Linked DNA regions of Homo sapiens: region 1 is linked to region 2. The links are chromatin loops, found by intact Hi-C in ENCODE. Cell type or tissue: dorsolateral prefrontal cortex. All regions are shown on one strand. Each heading gives the region's core, and the rest is flanking DNA. Links, peaks and the distances in the headings are about the cores only. Region 1 holds the start of LOC105377626 (a long non-coding RNA gene). Region 2 has its middle 7.4 kb from the start of LINC01381.

Region 1 (10,017 bases), core at 414-5,413, 370 kb before region 2:
TGAGATCCCGGGGCTTGGGCCTGTTATATTCCTGTCTCTAGAAGAAGGGCTGTGAGTGCAGGCCAGGAGGGGAAGCCGTGGCCCTTACCTGTCAGTGCCATTGAGCCCAGGGTTGAATCCTTGCATCTGCTCTAAGGCCACCATAGGTAAGCTGTTGGACAGATAACAGCACAGTCAGGCCCCATCTGGGAACAAGAGCCTGATGCCCAGCCAGGCACCGGGGTATCCCAAGTCCTCCACTCGGGGAGAATGGGAAGAATCTATTCTCAGGTCCTAGCCAAACAGTGATACGTCTGTGAGCAGCCAGGAACTGGTTCTTGAACAAGCCTTTGAGGACCCCTAGTGGCAGAAAGCCACCTCAGCACAGGCCCATGAGCTTGAACTGAGGACTTTGCGGGCGGGAGGAAGGAGACAATACAGATCCCCAGTCACGCTTCATCTTACTCGTGCTCCCGAAAACGCTTGTGGTCGTATTCATCAAAGACGGGACGCCAGGCATAGAGGTTGATGGTGGCCACGGCGCCTGCGACGAGCAGCATGAGCGTGAGCTTCACCATGTGGCTGACCTGCACCAGCATGATGGTGGCGATGAGGGACAGCACGGCCACATAGTTGTAATACTTGGGGTTCTCCAGGCAGCTGCCCTCCGTTTCCATCCCTGCCGTTGCATTGCTGGGTCCCGTGTAGTACTGGAGACAGCTGAGCTGGAGGCCAGGACGGCGGGCAGGGACACACGTTCAAGAGAACAGCAGGTGCTGGTCACAGAGGGCTGTGCATGGTAGTGCACGCTCAGCTGCCACCTCCCGCGGCTCCCCCAGAAATACCGGGAAAGATGGGGAAATTTACCAGGGACTAATCATATGAAAGTTAGTAACTGCAGCTAAGAGCCTCGCCGTTGCCTCATTTGACATTCACAAAAACTCTCTCGAGTATTTTTAGTACTGTCCCTATTGTACAGAAAACTCGGGCCAGATTTGCCCAAACACAATTAGCAAGCAGAAAAGCCAAAAGTAGGAGCCAAGTCTTTAGGCTTCAAATCCAACATGTTCTTCCCCATATCACACTGTTGCTTCAGGAGGGGCCACGGGACCATGAGCCCCACTCACAGCCTCCCCGTGATGACAGCTAGTCTCTGCCCAAATCCTTCCATTGGGGGGATGTTCACTGCCTTCTGGATTCTTTACTGGTTCTGCTACTGGGCAGATGCGGCCGGGAGAAAGCGCATCCAGAACCGGAATCAACCCCCCCTTTTTGTAACTTTCACCCACAGGGCAACCTTGTCTTGCTTGCGCGATTCCCGCCATGTCATTCTAGCATGAGCAGTTGTTACACCTCCCTAGCTTTTTACCCCTCCATGAGTGACAGCATCTCCAGGTGTCCTGTACAGTGTCCAGGACCCCATGCAGTGGTGACCTCCACACCTGGGTGCCAGGTTCCAGGCATGTTGTGACATGCAGGGGGCCTGGGGCTTCTCTTCCCTGGGTAGTGGGCACCAGCAACCCCTGGCCAAGGTAGGCTCTGGAGCCCCTAACTCCTCATTCCCAGTAGACTTATTCTTTTTTTTCTTTTTTTTTTTTGAGATGGAGTCTCGCTCTGTCGCCCAGACTGGCGTGCAGTGGTGCATTCTTGGCTCACTGCAACCTCCACCTCCCAGGTTCAAGCGATTCTCCTGCCTCAGCTGCCCAAGTAGCTGGAATTACAGGCTCGTGCCATTGTGGCTGGCTAATTTTTGTATTTTTAGTAGAGACGGGGTTTCACCATCTTGGCCAGGCTGGTCTCAAACTCCTGACCTCAAGTGATCTGCCTGCCTCAGCCTCCCAAAGTGCTGGAATTACAAGTGTGAGCCACCGCGCCCGGCCCCCCACTGGACTTCTGATTAGCTGCAGCCCTGGAGCTTTTTCACTTATACCACTGGCAGAATAAGTCTCCATGTTGGTTGTATTTGTGTGCTCCAATTTTTTTTTTTTTTTTTTTTTTTTTTTTGAGACAAAGTCTCACTCTGTTGCCAGGCTGGAGTGCAGTGCACAATCTCGGCTCACTGCAAGCTCCACCTCCCGGGTTCACGCCATTCTCCTGCCTCAGCCTCCTGAGTAGCTGGGACTACAGGCGCCTGCCACCACGCCCGGCTAATTTTTTTGTATTTTTAGTAGAGACGGGGTTTCAACTGTGTTAGCCAGGATGATTTCGATCTCCTGACCTCGTGATCCGCCCGCCTTGGCCTCCCAAAGTGCTGGGATTACAGGCGTGAGCCACTGCGCCCGGCACCGTGTGCTCCAATTGTTAAAGTACAACAATAACATTATATTTGAAAAAAAAGGAAGATAGTGTATATGGTACTACCACAATTAGAGGAGGCCGTGACAACTGACAAGAGAACACTGATGACAGCTCCAGGCATGTAGTGCTCAATACGTGCCCAGTGGTTCTAAACCAATAGATCTGGGCTCCCAACTCCTGTCCCTTTTCCCCAAGAAAGCATTTGGCTGCCCCCTCAGGGAGGAAGAATACACAGGACTGGGACTTAGAACTGCCTCCATTCTGGACTCTGTCACTTCCTGGCTGTGTGACCTAGAGCAAGTGAATTACCTTTTTTTTTTTTTTTTGAGACGGAGTCTTGCTGTCGCCTAGGCTGGAGTGCAGCGGCTCAATCTCGGCTCACTGCAACCTCCGCCTCCTGGGTTCAAGCGATTCTCCTGCTTCAGCCTCCCAAGTAGCTGGGATTACAGGTGTGCACCACCATGCCTGGCTAATTTTTGTATTTTTAGTACAGATGGGGTTTCACCATGTTGGCCAGGCTGGTTTCGAACTCCTGACCTCGTGATCCGCCCACCTTGGCCTCCCAAAGTGCTGGGATTACAGGCGTGAGCTACCGCGCCCAACCAATTACCCTTTTTGAGAGTTAGTTTCTCCCTATGAAACTGCAGATACTGGTACAACTGCTCAGGACTTTTTCACAGATTAAATGAATCAACATACATAAGGTACCTAGCACAGGCCTGGGCACATGGAACTGTGCTCTCGGACTCTGGGAGAGGAGCTTCAAGGAAACAAGTCCATCCCAGAGGCTCCCTGGATGACAGGGACAAGACTCCTTCCACTAGGTGGGGATGATGTGTTTGGGAACCTAAGAGCCACTCCAAAGCTACATGACGGTGGAGGGATGGACTGAGAAACTGCTTGTGTGACCCAAACAGAAGCCCTTCTCCACTGAGAACAGGGGCGTCCCTTCAACAAGGACAGCAGGAGCTCACCATGTCCACGACATTTGCCATCACCAGGATGAAGATGGCGAGCATGGCCCAGGTGTTCCTGGCCCAGCGGGTCCGGTCAATCCAAGTTGAGAAGGCCACAAGCTTCTTAGGAAAGGCCTAGAAGGAACAGAATTTCAAGGGCCATGAGCCTTTGCCAGTCCTTTCTCCTGCGACGTGACTGACAGCAACTCAGGCTGGTCCCGTATTCCAGTCCCAGGAGCCTCAAAACGGACTCTGCCTGGGAGTCACCTGACAGCTGACCAAGGGGCAGAGCTGAGAAGAGGGCGTGGGAGTTCTGACGCTGTGTTGGACCTCCTCGATGTGCCTGTTCAACAGCACAGCCTCCAGGTCGCAGCCCTTTCCACAGCAGACGTGGTGACGAGGTGAGGCCAGGGCAGGAACAGTTTTCAGGGCTGCTCGTCTCTGGCCAGCTACTCCTGCCTATCCTGGCTCCAAGTGACCTGGCGAGCCACCTGTCAGATTTATGTTCCTAAACACTGCTTTACCTTTGTCATTCTGATTAAAAAAAAAAAAAACTCTGCTTGGTACCTCAGTGCCTTACAGGAGAAAGTTTTAATCCCTTTAGTCTGGCTTCTAAGGGCCTTCACCATCGGGGCCAACCCACCTTCCAGCCGGCCCTCCACTTCCTCTCTACCCAGGTTCTTGTTTACCCAGACTCTGCCGTACTCATACGTGCTGCAGCGCCACGGCCCAACAAGGCCCACCACGGCCCAGCCGTGGCCCACCACAGCCTGCCACAGCCTGGTGGCCCAGCCAGAGGGAGTGCTCTGCTGATGGTGAATGAATGGATGGGCAAGTGCCTGGACCGTCCTAACAGAGGAGTGTCTGCCTGTCAGATTTGACAGAAAGAATAACTCCATCACTGCCCAGTTTTACAGGGAGTGCCACTCACTTCCAGAGGCTTCTGAGCTCAGTAGAAAAGTGCCTCTTACCCGGGGAAAGATGGCAGCCAGGGAGCAGATGGTCAGGATGAGGAGCAGAATCTCCCCCACCATGAAGGTCACATAGTTTGTCATTAGCCTGTGACAGAGAGAAGACAATTGGGAGAGGCCAGAGGGGACAGTGAGATGGGGTGAGGGGCTAGGAGAGGAAGGGACGGGGATGGGGGCAGGGGCCAGGGGACAGCGGACAGGGGGCAGGGGACAGTGGACAGGGGCCAGGGGGCAGGGGACAGCGGACAGGGGCCAGGGGACAGCGGACAGTGGCCAGGGGACAGCAGACAGGGGCAGGGGCCAGGGGGCAGCGGACAGGGACTGGGGGCAGGGGCCGGGGGCAGGGGCCAGCAGACAGGGACCGGGGGCAGGGGCCAGCAGACAAGGACCGGGGGAAGGGGGCAGGGGGCAGGGGACAGGGGCCGGGGGCAGGGGACGGGGAGGCCTCTCAGCACAGCACGAGCCTGTACAGCTCCACGCGGTGCCAGGGAATTGCTGCTGCCTGCCGTGCAGAACAGGACAAAGGCCCTGATGAGACGGGCCGCCAGCTGAGTGCCGGCCTGGGAGCGGGCCACTCTCCAGCTGCAGCTGCTGCCTGGGACATTTCCCAGAGAGGGAACAACTCACAGGTGGCCTGGGCACAGCCCAGGATAAACTTGGGCAGGGATCTTAGGAATGCACCCCTGCCATGTCGCTGTGCTGAAAGGACAGAGCACGGAGCAGCATCACTCCCTCGCTGCCGGGGGCTAAGAGTCTGCCTGTGACAGCCACCCCCAGCTTCACAGTGGACACACTCAACACATCCACCTTAACCTGACAACTCCCGGAAACCTGTTCTCTATACCCTCTGCTCACACCCATTCCCGTTTAACCCCTCCCTGGAAGGTGTCCTTGCCAAGAGCCCCAGAAGCCTCCTGGTAGCTAAATCCATGTCCCATTTTCAGTCACCTCTCACCCCTCCTTGAGACACTTTTCTCGCTTGGTTTCTTGAGTCCTTTTCTGTCTCTGCATCTGGACACGCTGCCTTGAGCTCAGCAAGTCTCGTGTTGCAGCACAGCCTGCATGCTGGTGATGCCAGGTTCACGTCTCCAACCCCACCCGCCCTCCAAACTCCAGATCATGGATGCTGGCCTCCTTGGCTTGTGGGCACTGCAAACTTCACGTGTCCCAAAGCAAACTCCTGATCTTTGCCTCTCCACTCTCATCTTTCCACCTTGTCCCCATCTTGGTTAACGGCACCCCCGTCCTGCCAGTTGCTCAGATCAGAAGCCCAGGAGACATCCTCAACTCCACACTCACGCCCCACAACCAATCTGCCAGCAAATCCTGTCAGCTCTGTCTCCAAAATACATTCAGCATCTATCGACGGAATCCAACCACTGATCCTCCTCTATCCTCGGCCTGGCCTGGCCACCACAGTGGCTTGTCTGGGCCGCTATTTGGTCTCACTGCTCCCGCTGTGCTCACTAAGCGCTGTTCTCAGCAGGAGTGAGCCTCTCCAGGCATATGTCACAACAGGGGACTCCTCTGCTCCCTTGTTCTGGCGGCCTCCTGTGTTAAGAGTGGAAGCTGGCACCCTGCAGTGGCGTGTAGGAGGCCCCACGTCTGTGCTGGACTCCTGCTACTCTTCCTGTGGCCCGTTCCCAATGCGATGCCTCCTCACTGTGCCTCCAGGGGCCAGGCCACTCCAGCCTCAGCACCTCTATCCGAAGCAGGTGTCCCCCAGATAGGAGAAGGCTCGCCCCTCACCCGCTTCCAGGCGTTACTGAAATATTATCCTGCCAGCAAGTCCTGCTCTGACCATCCCACATCAAAATGCAAACAAAACAAAACAAAGCTCCCCAGCAGCATACCCGCCTCCCTTCCTTGCCTTCCCTGTGTCTGCAGTACTTACTCTCGCATGGATGCATATTTTAATTGTTTAATTGCTTTTGCCTGTAGCTTCCCCTACCAGAACCCAAGTTTCACGAGAGCAGGGGTTTCTGTGTGCCGCATCGCTGCCATAGCCCCAGCCCTTGATCCCCACGCATGAAGCAGACAACCAATCAATACTTATGGAATGAGTGAATTTGAGCCTCACCACAGTCGTGAGTGTCCGCTAGGGCAGGGGTTGTTCTCCTCATTTCACAGATGAGGAAACAGATGCTGCCGGAGCCTGCAGTGGCCTGCACGTGGTCACACACCCGCAACCTTAGATAGTGTGACCCAGCCCAAGGCTCCTGACAAACTGTAATCCCAGCAGGGTTCCAGACCCCTCCTCTGTGACGGGGAATCCCCGATTGGCCGAGGGGAGAAAGGGAGAACAAGAGAGTGGTCGTCACCCTCAGACAGGGCTTCACCAGCTGGGGACTCCAGGAGGCCACACCTTGCCCTGGAGGACCTACTGCTGCGTTAGAGAGGGCGTCAGTCTGTGCCCACAGCCTAAAATCTATCTTTACCAAGATGAGCCAAGAGAGGGGCCAGGTCAGCCTTGGTGACTGAGACTGACGCAGTGTCCCCATCTTTGTCCCAAGAATCAGTGTGGGCCCATCTAGCCAAGGTCTCCAGCCTTCTGGAGGCCTCTGTCCCTCAGCTCTCTTGATCCTGGCCAGATCCCCATTCTGACGCTAGGACTGCTCCAAAACGCGGGGCAGGGAAAAGGAAGGATGCCCAGGGTGCCGTCTAGCACTCCTGGGGCCTGTGGGGGCCGTCCCAGTGGGGGTCAGGGAGCAGAGACTGGCTTGCTCCCCAATGTCAGGCTCCCGCTGAGACACCTGCCCCCGCCCCCCGCCCGGCACCACCGCAGCCGAGGAAACTCGTGGCCCTCCCCGGCCCCTCCCTCACCAGGGGTCGATGAGTATCTCGACCAGGGCCGTGCAGAGCAGGACGACGCAGGAGCAGCTGAAGGCAGCCCCACTCTGCTTCTCCTTCTCCACCGAGTAGCGGGTTTCCATCTCGGGGTCCATGAACCGCATGGACAAGAGGAAGGTGTTTCTCTTCTTTACTCTGCAGTGGGAACAAGCCCCATGAATCCCAAATGCCACATCTGCCTTGGCCTAGCAGGGGGGCCGTATTTGGGATGCTCAGTTTCCTGAATCCCTTGTCAGGGCCCGGGAGGAGTGGTGGGCCTGGACGCTTCCGGGTGGCGCTTACACTTGGGCGGACTCTCGCTCAAGCAGGGCCTCGTTGAGCAGCTGGTTGAGCTCGTGCTCATCTTCAGAGGCATCCACCACTCGGTCAGCCAGGTCCTGCAGGCGCAGCCTCCGGCGTGGGTTGGGGAATGAGGGGTTGTCGGCCTGTGAGCCAGGGAGGCAGCGTGAGTGGGGCAGATGGGACAGAGTGGTGGGGAAGAGCTGGGAAAGACAGAGGTGGAGGAGGAAAGGAACAAAAGAGGGCATACTCGGAGGACCAATCCCTCCAGCTCTAAAATCCCTTTCCGGGAAGTCTTCCCCATGCTCCCACGTGGCTCCATGTGGCCTGGATCTACACCCAAAGCTCCAGTCTTTCCTGGCTCCCCGGGCCCCCCACCCAGAGCTCTGCAGGGAGGGTCCGCTAATGACAGCATTGTAGGGAGCAGCCCCTGGCTCCTGAGCAGGAGACCTGTAATCGGAGACAGCTGCTGGGCTGAGGCAGTCCTGGCACTTCCTGCTGTATTGATGTGGGGGCCATATACATTGGCAGCCTGGGGACATGAATGGCTCCCAACTCTAGGGCTTCAGGGAACTGTTAAAGGAACTCACATCTGGCTCATTTGGAAAGGAAGATCTGAGGGGGAAAGTGATGGGAGAGAGAAGAATGTCCTCATCACTAGAGGGCTGACAAGGGGCGGGTAGGTGGAGCTGGGGCACCCACTACCCTTTTATTCCCAGTTCCAAAGAAAAAGCATCAACTCCAAAAACAGGAATCCTGGCTGTGATGACACAGCCATCAGTCTGAATAGTCACTGAGACGGGCTGAGAGCTGTCTGAACGGGTTCAACAGTGCATCTGGGAGCCACAGTCACGACTCCCTGGGGCCGGGCACGGTGACTCACGCCTGTCATCCCAGCACTCTGGGAGGCTGAGGTGGGTGGATCACTTGAGGTCAGGAGTTTGAGACCAGACTGGCCAACATAGTGAAACTCCATCTTTACTAAAAATACAAAAATTAGCCAGGCATGGTGGTACACGCCTGTAATCACAGCTACTTGGGAGGCTGAGGCAGGAGAATCTCTTGCACCCGGGAGGCAGAGGTTGCAGTGAGCCAAGATCGCGCCACTGCACTCCAGCCTGGGTGACAGCGTGACTCCATCTCAAAAAAAAAAAAAAAAGACTCCCTGGTCTTAAGCACAGGCACAGGTGTGCCACTGGTTGACAGTTTGACCCCAGATAATGTTTCCCCAGCCACATCTTCCCCTTCTGTAAAATCACGTGGATGGTCTGTGGCAGCAGCGGGAACCTGTTCCTGAAGCAGATCCGGGAGCAGCGTGGCCCTGGCTGAGGGTCAGGGCCCGAAAAATCAGGCTGCTAAAGCTGCATCTGTGTCCTCCTTGCTAGTGAGTGCCCTGAGTCTGGACCCCCACTTTCTATCAAGAAAACTGCAACAAGGAAAAGTTACTGAATGTTGGGGGACTCAAGAAAAACCTAATTTACCCTGAGCCCCATCTACCCTCTTGTTCTACGGCATCTGCTCTAATGGCACCAGGGCCAGCTCTCCTGTCCCCCTCACGCGGTGAGCCCGAGCAGGGCAGACATCCCATCTCTGCAGCACTGACCTCCATCAGTGAACGTGCTCCAGACGCCCTGCGGTCAGGGACCAGTTCTGGGTGCTCCCCAAGAGGCACCCTGCACTCTGGGACAGCATGCTAATTCCTCGCCTTTGGGGGCTAAGGAAATATCCCATCTTGCATGGAACTTGTGGGGCTTGAACCTAGCCAGAGGGGTGAGTCCAGGTCTGATATCTCACTTCCAAAATGGTCTCAGATCCTATATAATTTTCCATGGATGTCCTCACTGATCTCAAATCTACAGGATTCCGGGCCATCAGAGCTACAAAGGCCTCCGAGCTAAGCACCTCTTTTGACCTTACTCACCCCGGCATGTAACTGATGAGGAGACAGTGGGGTTTTGCGGGGCTGGAGGGGTGACCTGTCCATGGTTACAGTGCTAAGCAGGAGCAGGTCCTGGGTGGTGGCCAGGTCTCCCCAGCACAGGACTCCTGCTGCAGGAACGTATTGCTTCCTGGTGCCTGCCCGCATCTGGCCCTCAGTGACCCCCTGCCCTGAGCCCTGCACATACCTGGGCATCCTGCTCCTCGGGCTTCTCCGACGTGGACCCACTGCTGTGGGCACTCCCGTTGGGCTCCTTGGTCTCAATGAGGGCAGGGGAGCTGGACTTTGAGGAAGCTGGTGCTCCATTGGGCAGGGCCTAGAGGAAAGGAGAGCTCAGCCATGATCTGGGCATGGGATGAGAGTGGCGTGGACAGGTCTGGAAGTGACAAGGGCGTGGGAGGCGGTGGGATTAGAGAGCAATCTGAGGCCACAGAACTTGCTTGTGGATTGCAAAGTGAGGCGTCAAGGATGATTTCAAACTTTTTGGTCTGAGCAGTTGTTAATAAAAGGATGGAACTGCCATTAACTGAGATGGGAAGACCGAGGGAGAGCAGGTTATGGAGTGGGAAGGAGGGCAGGAGCTTTGGGCAGGTGGCATTTAAGATACCTATTATATGTACAAATGGAGACGTACAAGTGGCTGTATGTTGAGTGCAGGGAAGACACTGGGGGTGGAGATACAAATTTGGGAGTTGTCAGAGACAGCCTTTAAAATGACACTGGATGAGACTGACATCGAGGTTAG
Region 2 (10,017 bases), core at 2,557-7,556:
GAGTCTCACTCTGTCGCCCAGGCTGGAGTGCAGTGGCCTGATCTCGGCTCACTGTAACCTCCACCTTCCAGGTTGAAGCGATTCTCCTGTCTCAGCCTCCCGAGTAGCTGGGATTACAGGCATGCGCTACCACACGTGGCTAATTTTTTTGTATTTTTAGTAGAGACCGGGTTTTGCCACGTTGGCCAGTCTGTTTTCGAACTCCTGGCCTCAGGTGATCCGCCCACCTCGGCCTCCCAAAGTGCTGGGATTACAGGTGTGAGCCACTGCAACCGACATTAAAAATGTATTTTAAAGAAATAACTCGGCTATGGAGTAGATTAGCAGGAACAAGTCTGGAAGTGGGGACCCCCAGCAGAAGACTATGATGCAGTTCAAGTGAGTAATGCTGGTGGCTTGGATAGGGTGTTGGCAGTGGAGATGGAAAAATTAACTGGTTTGAGATTTATTTGGGAGGTAGGATTGAGAGGTCTTATTGACGGCTGGAGGGGTCAGAAATGTTGTTGGTTTGAAGAATGGCCCCCAAGTGTCTGGCTTGAACAGCGTGTGCCATTTACCAATACAAAGGAGAGAAAGTGTTCAGACATTGACATGTGAAGTGTGACAACCCCCTGGGACCCCTCAGGGAAAACTTCAAGAGGCCTAGCTGGAACTTCATACAATGCTGATAGGAATGCAAATGGTGCAGCTGCGGTGAAACAGTCTGGCACCTCCTCTGAAGTGAACCATATGGGCCAGCAACTGCATTCCTGGGTGTGTACGCAGGAGAATCCAAAGCATGTTCACAAGAAAACTGGTGTATGCAGGCCAGGCGCAGTGGCTCACGCCTGTAATCCCAGCACTTTGGGAGGCTGAGGCAAGCAGATCATTTGAGGTCAGGGGTTCGAGATCAGCCTGGCCAACATGGTGAAATGCTGTCTCTACTAAAAATACAAAAATTAGCTGGGTGTGGTGGCACAGGCCTCTAATCCCAGCTACTCAGTAGGCTGAGGTAGGAGAATCGCTTGAACCTGGGAGACAGATGGTTGCAGTGAGCCGAGATCACACCGCTGTACCCCAGCCTGGGGGACACAGCGAGACTCTGTCTCAAACATATATATATATGTGTGTGTGTGTGTGTGTGTGTGTGTGTGTGTATATATGTGTATATATGTATATGTGTATATATTTATGAATGAATAAACTGATGCATGAATGTTCATAGCAACATTATTCATAAAAGCCCAAAAGTGGAAACAGCCCACTGTTCATCTACTGATGAATGAATGGATGGACAAAACATGGTATCCAACAAAATTGTTTTTAAACATAAAGAATGAAGTACTGATACATCCTACAACATGGATGCACTTCAAAAACATTATGCTAAATGAAATAACATGCACAAAGGGCTACATATTGTATGATTCCACTTATAGAAAATGTCCAGAATAGGCAGATCTATAGAGGCAGAAAATAGAGTCCTGATTGCCAGGGGCTGGGAATGGGGGAATGGGGAGCGACTGCTCATGGGTTTCTTTTTTGGGTGGTGAAAATGTTCTGGAATTATCTAGTGGTGATGGTTGCACAGCCTTGGGAACATACAAAAAACCACCAAATTATGCACATTATTTATTTGTTTATTTTTGAGATGGAGTCTCACTCTGTTGCCCAGGCTGGAGTGCAGTGGTGTGATCTTGGTTCACTGCAATCTCCACCTCCCAGGTTCAAGCCATTCTCCTGCCTCAGCCTCCCCAGTAGCTGGGACTATAGGCACCCGCCACTGTGCCCGGCTTATTTTTGCATTTTTAGTAGAGACAGGGTTTCACCATGTTGGCCAGGCTGGTTTCGAACTCCTGACTTCAGCTGATCCACCCACCTTGGCCTCCCAAAGTGCTGGGATTACAGGCATGAGCCACCATGCCCAGCCCTGAATTATGCACTTTAAAATGATGAATTTTATGGTAAGTGATTTGTATCTCAGAAAAAAAAAAAAAAGGCAACTGGCTGTGAGAAGCTGGACCATTGACAGATCAGGCCTGGAGACTTGACCATGGGAGAGTCAGCGCGGAGGTGGCTTAAAACCAAGGGAGTGGAGAGTCACACCATGACAGCAGCATAAGGTGAGAACTGGGAAAGCCTAGTGCCCAGGGAGACACTCACATTTAGAGTGTGGTGACAGAGGAGGAGCCAGGAAGAGACAAGAAATCAGGAGAGTGTGGAGGGCTGGGCATGGGGGCTCACGCCTGTAATCCCAGCACTTTGGGAGGCTGAGGCGGTGGATCACCTGAGGTCAGGAGTTCGAGACCAGCCTGACCAACACCGTGAAACCCCATCCCTACTAAAAAAACAAAAAGTAGCTGGGTGTGGTGACATGCGCCTGTAATCCCAGCTATTCGGGAGGCTGAGGCAGGAGAATCACTTCAGCCCAGGAGGCAGAGGTTGCAGTGAGCCGAGATTGTACCACTGTACTCCAGCCTGGCAGCCTGGGCGACAGAGCGAGACACTATCTCAAAAAAAAAAAAAAAAAAAAAAAAGAGCATGCGCCACAGGCTGCAGGAGTTTCTACAGGCAAGGCTGTTCCAAAACATGTTGCACTGAACAGTGCTCCTTGTGCATGAACCTTCATGCATTGCTAATAGGATCAATCCTAGAGGTGGAACTCCTGGGTCAAAGGGCAAGGGCACTTTGGATAGATCCTGCAAATTTTCACTCATCCACATTGCAACTGTTCTGGATTGTGAGTGAGAGGGCCAAGATGCCTGCCACGTGGAGAGAGGACCAGAGCCAGCTCAGCATCCCGGGAAAACAAGGCAAGGTGTGGATTGCCAGGCATGACCTGGCAGAGCTGATCAGCTGATGGGCACAGCATGTGGCCAGAGTAACTGAGAGACTTCAGCAGAACCCAAGAAGACAAGGGATTCGTACCGTGGGAACAGAGCAGACTGCTCCGAGGGCCTGGGAAATGTTTGCTGAATTAACAAAGCAGCAAGAGAAACACAATTGCAGGGAAAGAGTCTTCATTCCAGAATCCCAGGTGGCCACGATGCTGCTGTGTGACCCCAGGTGAGTCACCTCGCCAACCTTCAGACAGTTCGTCTGTCAAACTGAAGGTCCGTACAGCATTTCTGGCCAGGATCCTTTCCACTTTAGAACTCCATGGTTCCTGCTTGAAAATAGGAGTGAAACTTCCTTTTAACACCAACTACCAAAATCAGGACAGTTTCTTTTTTGAAGTTTTGTTCCTATGGTGGTTTCTCCATTCTCTGCAAGGGGCCAAGAGGTCATGATTTTAAGCAAGCATTGACCAAAACAGCTCAGTTCAATTTAGCAAGCATTTACGGAGTGTCCCAGGTGAAAGCCACCACCATCACCATCACCTCTTGCTGATTAGAACAGCTTCCTAGCCAGTTTCCCAGCCACTACCTTGCACCACTGCAGTTTATTCTCAACACAGCAAGCCACAGCCAGGCATGGTGGCTCACGCCTGTAATCCCAGCACTTTGGGAGGTCAAGGTGGGCAGATCACTTCAGGCCAGAAGTTCGAGAACAGCCTGGCCAACATGGCGAAACCCCGTCTCTACTAAAAATACAAAAATTAGTCATGTGTGCTGGTGGGCACCTGTAGTCCCAGCTACTCAGGAGGCTGAGGCACGAGAATCACTTGATTCTGGCAGGCAGAGGTTACGGTGAGCCGAGATCATGCCACCGCACTCCAGCCTGGGCAACAGAGTGAGACTCTGTGTCAAAAACACACACACAAAAAAAACACAGCAAATCACCCCAAGCAAAAGGCAAAGTCTACGATGGCCTACAAGGATCTGCAGGATCTTGCACCTCAACAGGGTCTGCATTCCACCATGCACACACACACACACACACACACACACACACACACACACACACACACACTCCCTCCCACCCTCCTGCCTCTGGGCCTTTGCACAGCCTGACCCCTTGCTCCCTCGCCTCATTAAGGTCTCTGTTCAGAAGAAACCTCATCAGAGATTTCCCAGACCTCCTTATACAAAATAGCACCCCAGCTCATCACTCTCAATGTGCCTATCCTGCTTGGTTTTCTTCATAGCATTTATCACCAGCTTTACGTTATATATTTATGTGTTTATGGCCTATTCCCCACCACTACCACACTGTGAGCTTCCTGAGAATAGAAACTGTTGCCTCCGCTAGTCCTGGAGCAGCATCCGTAGAGAACAAGCATTCCAGACATCTTTGGGGAGAATGAATGAACCCTCACACAAGCCCCAGCCATAGGAGTCAGTACCAGGTGCCTGCTGAGTGGATACAGCAATGAATAAATCTAGGTTCCTAAGTTAAGCTCTTGGCTTTTTTGCAGGGTTTGGCATCTCTCCAAACCTGAGCTTTCCTGTGTGAATCTAAGGGTTAGCAAGCCTGGGACACGCTCCAAGAGGGTAGGAACTGCCTTCTATTCACTGCTGATCCCAGAAAGAGCGCTCAGAAGGGCTCACTACTCAAGAACGAAGGTGTGGGCCCAGTGAGACAGACTGTATTCTTCACACAAGAGCAAGAGAGAGATGCTTCTGCCTCAGTCTAGGAAGCCGAGATTCGGTGAGGGAGAAATGGGGATTGAGTCTTGTCACCGTGAAGGTCCCCAGGTGGGAGGCTCTGTGACCTGTACCTAAAGCCCTGCATTATTTAAGACTTTAGAAGACTCGGTCTGGTGGTTACAATCCCTGACAGTAGGGCAGCCCTGCCCTCTGGTGGCCACCCGGTGCAGTACCATCACGGGAAACGGAATTTTTTTTCATTTTACAAGTTCCTTAATTCCCTTAAAGACATCCTGGGAGACATATAATACAGGAATACAAAGTAATCCCGTTACCTTGATACCCTTGCTGCCACGGGAGCTTTCACTCTTATGCCTATTTTAAACCTAGTTCACTGATCCAATGAAGTGTTTACCAAGCGCCTACTGTCTCAGGCAATGGCCGTGAACAAAACAATTAAAAATCACTGGTTTGCGGGGCGTGGTGGCTCACGCCTGTAATCCCAGCACTTTGGGAGGCCGAGGCAGGCGGATCACCTGAGGTCTGGAGTTTGAGACCAGCCTGGCCAACATGGCGAAACCCCGTCTCTTCTAAAATTACAAAAATTAGCCGGATGTGGTGGCACGCACCTGTAATCCCAGCTACCTGGGAGGCTGAGGCAGGAGAATCACTTGAACCTGGGAGGCAGAGGTTGCAGTGAGCCGAGATCGTGCCATTGCAGTCCAGTCTGGGCAACAAGAGCGAAACTCCATCTCAAAAAAAAAAAAAAAAAAAAAGAAGAAGAAGAAGTTTTCAGCTTGCTTGTAACCCCAGCACTTTGGGAGGCCGAGGCGGGTGGATCACCTGAGGTCAGGAGTTCGAGACCAGCCTGACCAATCTGGTGAAACCTCATCTCTACTAAAAATACAAAAATTTGCCACTGCACTCCAGCCTGGGCAACAGAGCAAGACTCCATCTCAAAAAAACAAAACAAAACAAAACAAAACAATGAAGCTTTCAGCTTTCAGTCTCTTTATTGGCAGGAGTGAGGGAAGCTGGCTGAGAGGTCTGCCAGCCAGATGAGTTTTCACTGTCCCCAAGTCCAGGATGCCAGGAAGCCCCCAGGCCAGAAAACAGGGCATGCAACTTCCATTCCCAATACTGTGAATTTACTCAACAGCTGGGGAGACAGTGAGGAAGACAGGCAGGCCAGGTGCAGTGGGGCATGTCTGTAATCCCCAGCCCTTTGGGAGTGCCGAGGCAGGAGGATTACTCGAGACTAGCCTGGGCAACATAGTGAGACTCCCATCTCTACAAAAATGTTTTAAAAAATTAGTCAGGCATGTTGGTGCATGACTGCTACCAGCTACTCGGGAGGCTGGGGCAGGAGATCGCTTGAGCCCAGGAGGTCAAGGCTGCAGGGAACCATGATTGCGCCAATGCCCTGCAGCCTGGGCTACAAAGCGAGACCCTGTCAAAGAAAAAAAAAAAAGAAAGAAGAAGGAAGAAAGAGGAAAGAAGAAGAAGAGAAGGAAGGAGAGGAAGAGAAAGAAGGAAGGAGACAGGCAGAGTCCTGTGCCCTCTTGGAGTACAGGCTGTGGAGAGGCAGCATGGAAAACGTGACCACAGGAATGATTGTCATCACATTGTTGTACAGGAGCCCCGGCTCAATCCCGGATCCACTTCCCTGAGGAAGTCTTCTTTATGCTAAGAACTCAGGGGTTCAGAGGAGCCATCTGGCCCGGCAGTGAGAGAGCGCTGTGTGAGCACCTGGAGCACACAGAACAGAGGAGGAAGGGGAGAAGGGGAGCGGGCCAGACCTCACAGGACTTTGTCAGCCGGTTGGGAAGTGTGGGAGATCCTTGCAGGAACAGGAAGCCACTGAAGGGGCAGAGCACTTTTGAGCGCGACTGGCCTTTTAGAAAAGTCCCCTGTAACGACACTACCAGTTAGAAAATACACTAACTGGAAGAAAAGAGTCCATTCATAAGAGCAACACAAAGAACAAACTGTTTAGAAATTGATTTATCAAGGAGTATGTAAAACATTTCTAAAGAAAAGTTGTAAACTTTACTGAGGGACATAAAACAAGACTTGAATAAATGGAAAGACAGATTTTGTTTTAAACAAAAGTCAGTATTGTGGAAATGTTAAGCCTCTTTAAATTTACCTATATATTTGCCAGATACATAAAACCCAAATCTTAGGGCCCGTGCTGTCTCCTTTCCCAATTCCCAGGACTTTCCCTCTGCAGCACTTATGACAATATGATTAAATGACTTTTATAATGATGTGTTTCATGCTGCCTTCCCACTAGACCCATAAAATAACACGAAAATTCATCTGGAAAATATATTAAGTGCAGATAGCCAGTAAATCTCTAAAAAGTAACCCTACCACATAGTAAAAATACATTAGAAACCTGGAAGAAATAAAGCAATTTGGCACACGTACAAGAACAGGCAGTAAGATCAACAGAACACAACAGAGACACTAAAAGAGACCCAAGTATATGTGGAAATTTAGAATATGATAAAGGCAAAACGACACCAGTCGGGAAAATGGATTATTCAGTAAATAGTACTGGGGAAATGGCTGGCCACCTAGAAAACAATTACATGTGGAGCCACACCTTTCTCCTTGATATCAAAATAAATTGCAGGTAGACCAAAAACGTAAATGTACAAGTGGAATCATCAGCACATGAGAACAAAACATGACTCTATTCTTAATTTGAGTCTAAAAAATATAAAACTCCTTATGACAAAAATACTTAAAGATTAGTTGGGGGAAACATTTGCAACAATATGAGAGTCCATGTGCCAGTTTCCTCAACTACAAAGAATGCTTAGAAATCAATAAACCAGGCCGGGCACCGTGGCTCATGCCTGTAATCCCAGCTACTTCGGAGGCTGAGGCAGGAAAATCGCTTGAACCCGGGAGGCAGAGGTTGCAGTGAGCTGAGATCCCACCATTGCACTCCAGCCTGGGCAACAAGAGGGGAACTCCATCTAAAAAAAAAAGAAGAAGAAGAAATCAATAAACTGGCCAGGCGCGGTGGCTCACACCTGTAATCCCAGAACTTAGGGAGGCCAAGGCAGGAGGATCACTTGAGGTCAGGAGTTGGAAACCAGCCTGGCCACTATGGCAAAACTCCGTCTCTACTAAGAACACAAAAATTAGCCAGCCATGGTGGCGGGCACCTGTAACCCCAGCTACTCAGAAGGCTGAGGCAGGAGAATTACTTGAACTCAGGAGGTGGAGGTTGCAGTGAACCGAGATCATCGTGCCACTGCACTCCAGCCTGGGTGACAGAGCAAGACTCCATCTAAGAAAAGAAAAGAAAAAAGAAAAGAAAAGAAAAGAAATCAATAAACCACAGATAAAGAACCCAGTAGAAAGAAGAAGCAAGAGAACACACAGCAGAAAAAGATTCATGCGTGTAAGAGATATGTCAAATGCTCCACTTCACTCACTCATAATTTTGTTTGTTTGTTTGTTTTGGAGTTTCACTCTGTCACCCAGGCTGGAGTGCAGTGGTGCAATCTCGGCTCACTGCAACCTCCGCCACCTGGGTTCAAGTGAATCTCCTGCCTCAGCCTCCTGAGTAGCTGGGATTACAGGCGCCCACCACCATGCCTGGCTAATTTTTTTTTGTATTTTTAGTAGAGACAGTGTTTCATCATGTTGGCCAGGCTGGTCTCGAACTCCTGACCTCAAGTGATTCACCTGCCTCGGCCTCCCAAAGTGCTGGGATTATAGGCATGAGCCACTGCGCCTGGCCTCATAATTTTTAAAAGACAAATGAAGGTAAGATACCATTTTTCACCTATCAGATGGGGAAGCATTTTTAAGAGTGAGGAGAAAGATTGGATTATTTATGGAAATGGAAATCAGCAGAGCCATCGTGAAAGGCAATTTGCACTAGCTATCAACATTTTAAGCGCGCATATCCAGAAGCCAGCAATTCCACATCTAAGGATTGATTTCACTGCAGCATTATCTGTAAGAGCAAAACACTGGGAAACAAGGACGGCAGTCCTCAGGCGTGTTAACACGAACAGAGCCCCAGCGGGTACTTTCAAGGGAAAAATACATGGTGCCAAAGTCTCATCATTTGATTTTTAAGGTTACATACATACACACCTATATAACGATACACATGCAATTACATATACACACACGTAGAAAATCATTTATATACTTTGAAAAAAATTGGAAGAGTTACAGAAGAAACAAGTTGCTCTGAGAAGCAGGCCTGGAGGTTGGGGATGAGGGCAAAGGGGAGTCTGTCTTTGACTTTCACCTAAAATCCTCCTTTAGTATTTGAGTTATTGCCATAAGAAGGTACTGCTTTTGAGGCCAGGTGCGTGGCTCACACCTGTATTCCCAGAACTTTGGGAGGCTGAGGCGGGTGGATCACCTGAGGTTAGGAGTTCAAGACCAACCTGGCCAACATGGCAAAACCCCGTCTCTACTAAAAATACAAAAATTAGCCAGGTGTGGTGATGCGCACCTGTAATACCAGCCACTCGGGAAGCTGAGGCAGGAGAATCGCTTGAACCTGGGAGTCGGAGGTTGCAGTGAGACGAGATTGCACCACTGCACTCCAGCCTGGGTGGCAGAGTGAGACTGTCTCAAAAAAAGAAGGTATTGCTTTTGAGGTTTTTTATTTTATATTTTTTTTAATCATTGTTTGTTTGCTTGCTTTTTGAGACAGGGTCTTACTCTGTTGCCCGGGCTGGAGTACCGTGGTGCAATTATAGCTCACTGCAGCCTGTATCTCCCAGGCTCAAGCAATCCTCCCACCTCAGCCTCCTGGGTAGCTGGGACTACAGGCCCTTGCCACCACACCTGGCTAATTGTTTTTGTTTGTTTGTTTTTTCAGTAGAGATAAGGTCTCGCGATGTTGCCCAGGCTGGTCTCAGGCTCCTGGGCTCAAGGGATCCTCCTTCCTTGGCCTCCCAAAGTGCTGGGATTACAGACCTGAGCCACCACACCCCACCTACTTTTTGTAATAGTATCAAAAGTCGCCGCCACTGCTGCTGCTACTGCTTTCAGATCATACAGACTGCAGTGGCCTGAACTGACCACAGGGGCCTAAGTGAGTTGTGGAGAGATCTGTGGCCATCCAGGTACGAAATGATGTGGCTGGAACAGTGGCACTCTTAGCTGAAAAGAAACAAATGGATTCCAGATTTACTTAAAAAGCAAAACTGACAGGAGGGATAGCGAGAACAGAACTATTCTCTGTTCCCACTGCCACTCTCCCATCCCACCTTTCTGCCCCATGACAAATGACATCCCATAAGACCTCAGTCTCAGAATCAAGGCTCCCATGGGGCTAACGCAGGGCAAGGCACAGAGCCAGAGTCTGGGGAAGCCTCAGAGATGACAGAGGGGTTTGGGCCTCTGCCCACCAACCACCACTACCCACCCTCCTGGGCACAGGGCTAGCACAGTCAGGAGCCTGCGTGGCACTTGCTGAATAAGGACTTGAATGGGTGCCTTCTAACTATAACTCCTTGGT

Evidence for each region. Peaks named below come from ENCODE experiments on the same cell type or tissue, not always from the same donor. Only the 100,000 strongest peaks of a DNase experiment are listed, where the experiment ranks them.
Region 1: a loop joins it to region 2, with 2.1 times the contacts of the local background. A loop is called at or near these places in 15 of 110 quality-filtered maps.

What each region holds. Positions count from the first base shown.
Region 1 is chr2:24,827,458-24,837,474 of GRCh38, forward strand. It overlaps ADCY3 (adenylate cyclase 3), which reads right to left. Exons shown (of 22, transcript NM_004036.5): 9 at 9,460-9,588; 10 at 7,337-7,479; 11 at 7,028-7,189; 12 at 4,205-4,292; 13 at 3,252-3,368; 14 at 445-704; 15 at 89-151. It overlaps LOC105377626 (a long non-coding RNA gene), which reads right to left and starts at 7,009. Exons shown (of 2, transcript XR_939842.3): 1 at 6,285-7,009; 2 at 4,623-4,903. RefSeq lists a silencer at 5,743-6,037 and enhancers at 6,217-7,141, 7,142-8,065. In dorsolateral prefrontal cortex, for the core only: CTCF peaks have their summits at 569 and 3,111 (motif pointing right); a DNase peak (open chromatin) is centred at 4,744; H3K4me3 peaks cover 1,025 bases; H3K27ac peaks cover 3,777 bases.
Region 2 is chr2:25,191,893-25,201,909 of GRCh38, forward strand. No RefSeq gene overlaps it. Among named protein-coding and RNA genes, the nearest start is that of LINC01381, 7.4 kb to the right of the region's middle. In dorsolateral prefrontal cortex, for the core only: a CTCF peak has its summit at 4,729 (motif pointing left); a DNase peak (open chromatin) is centred at 4,719.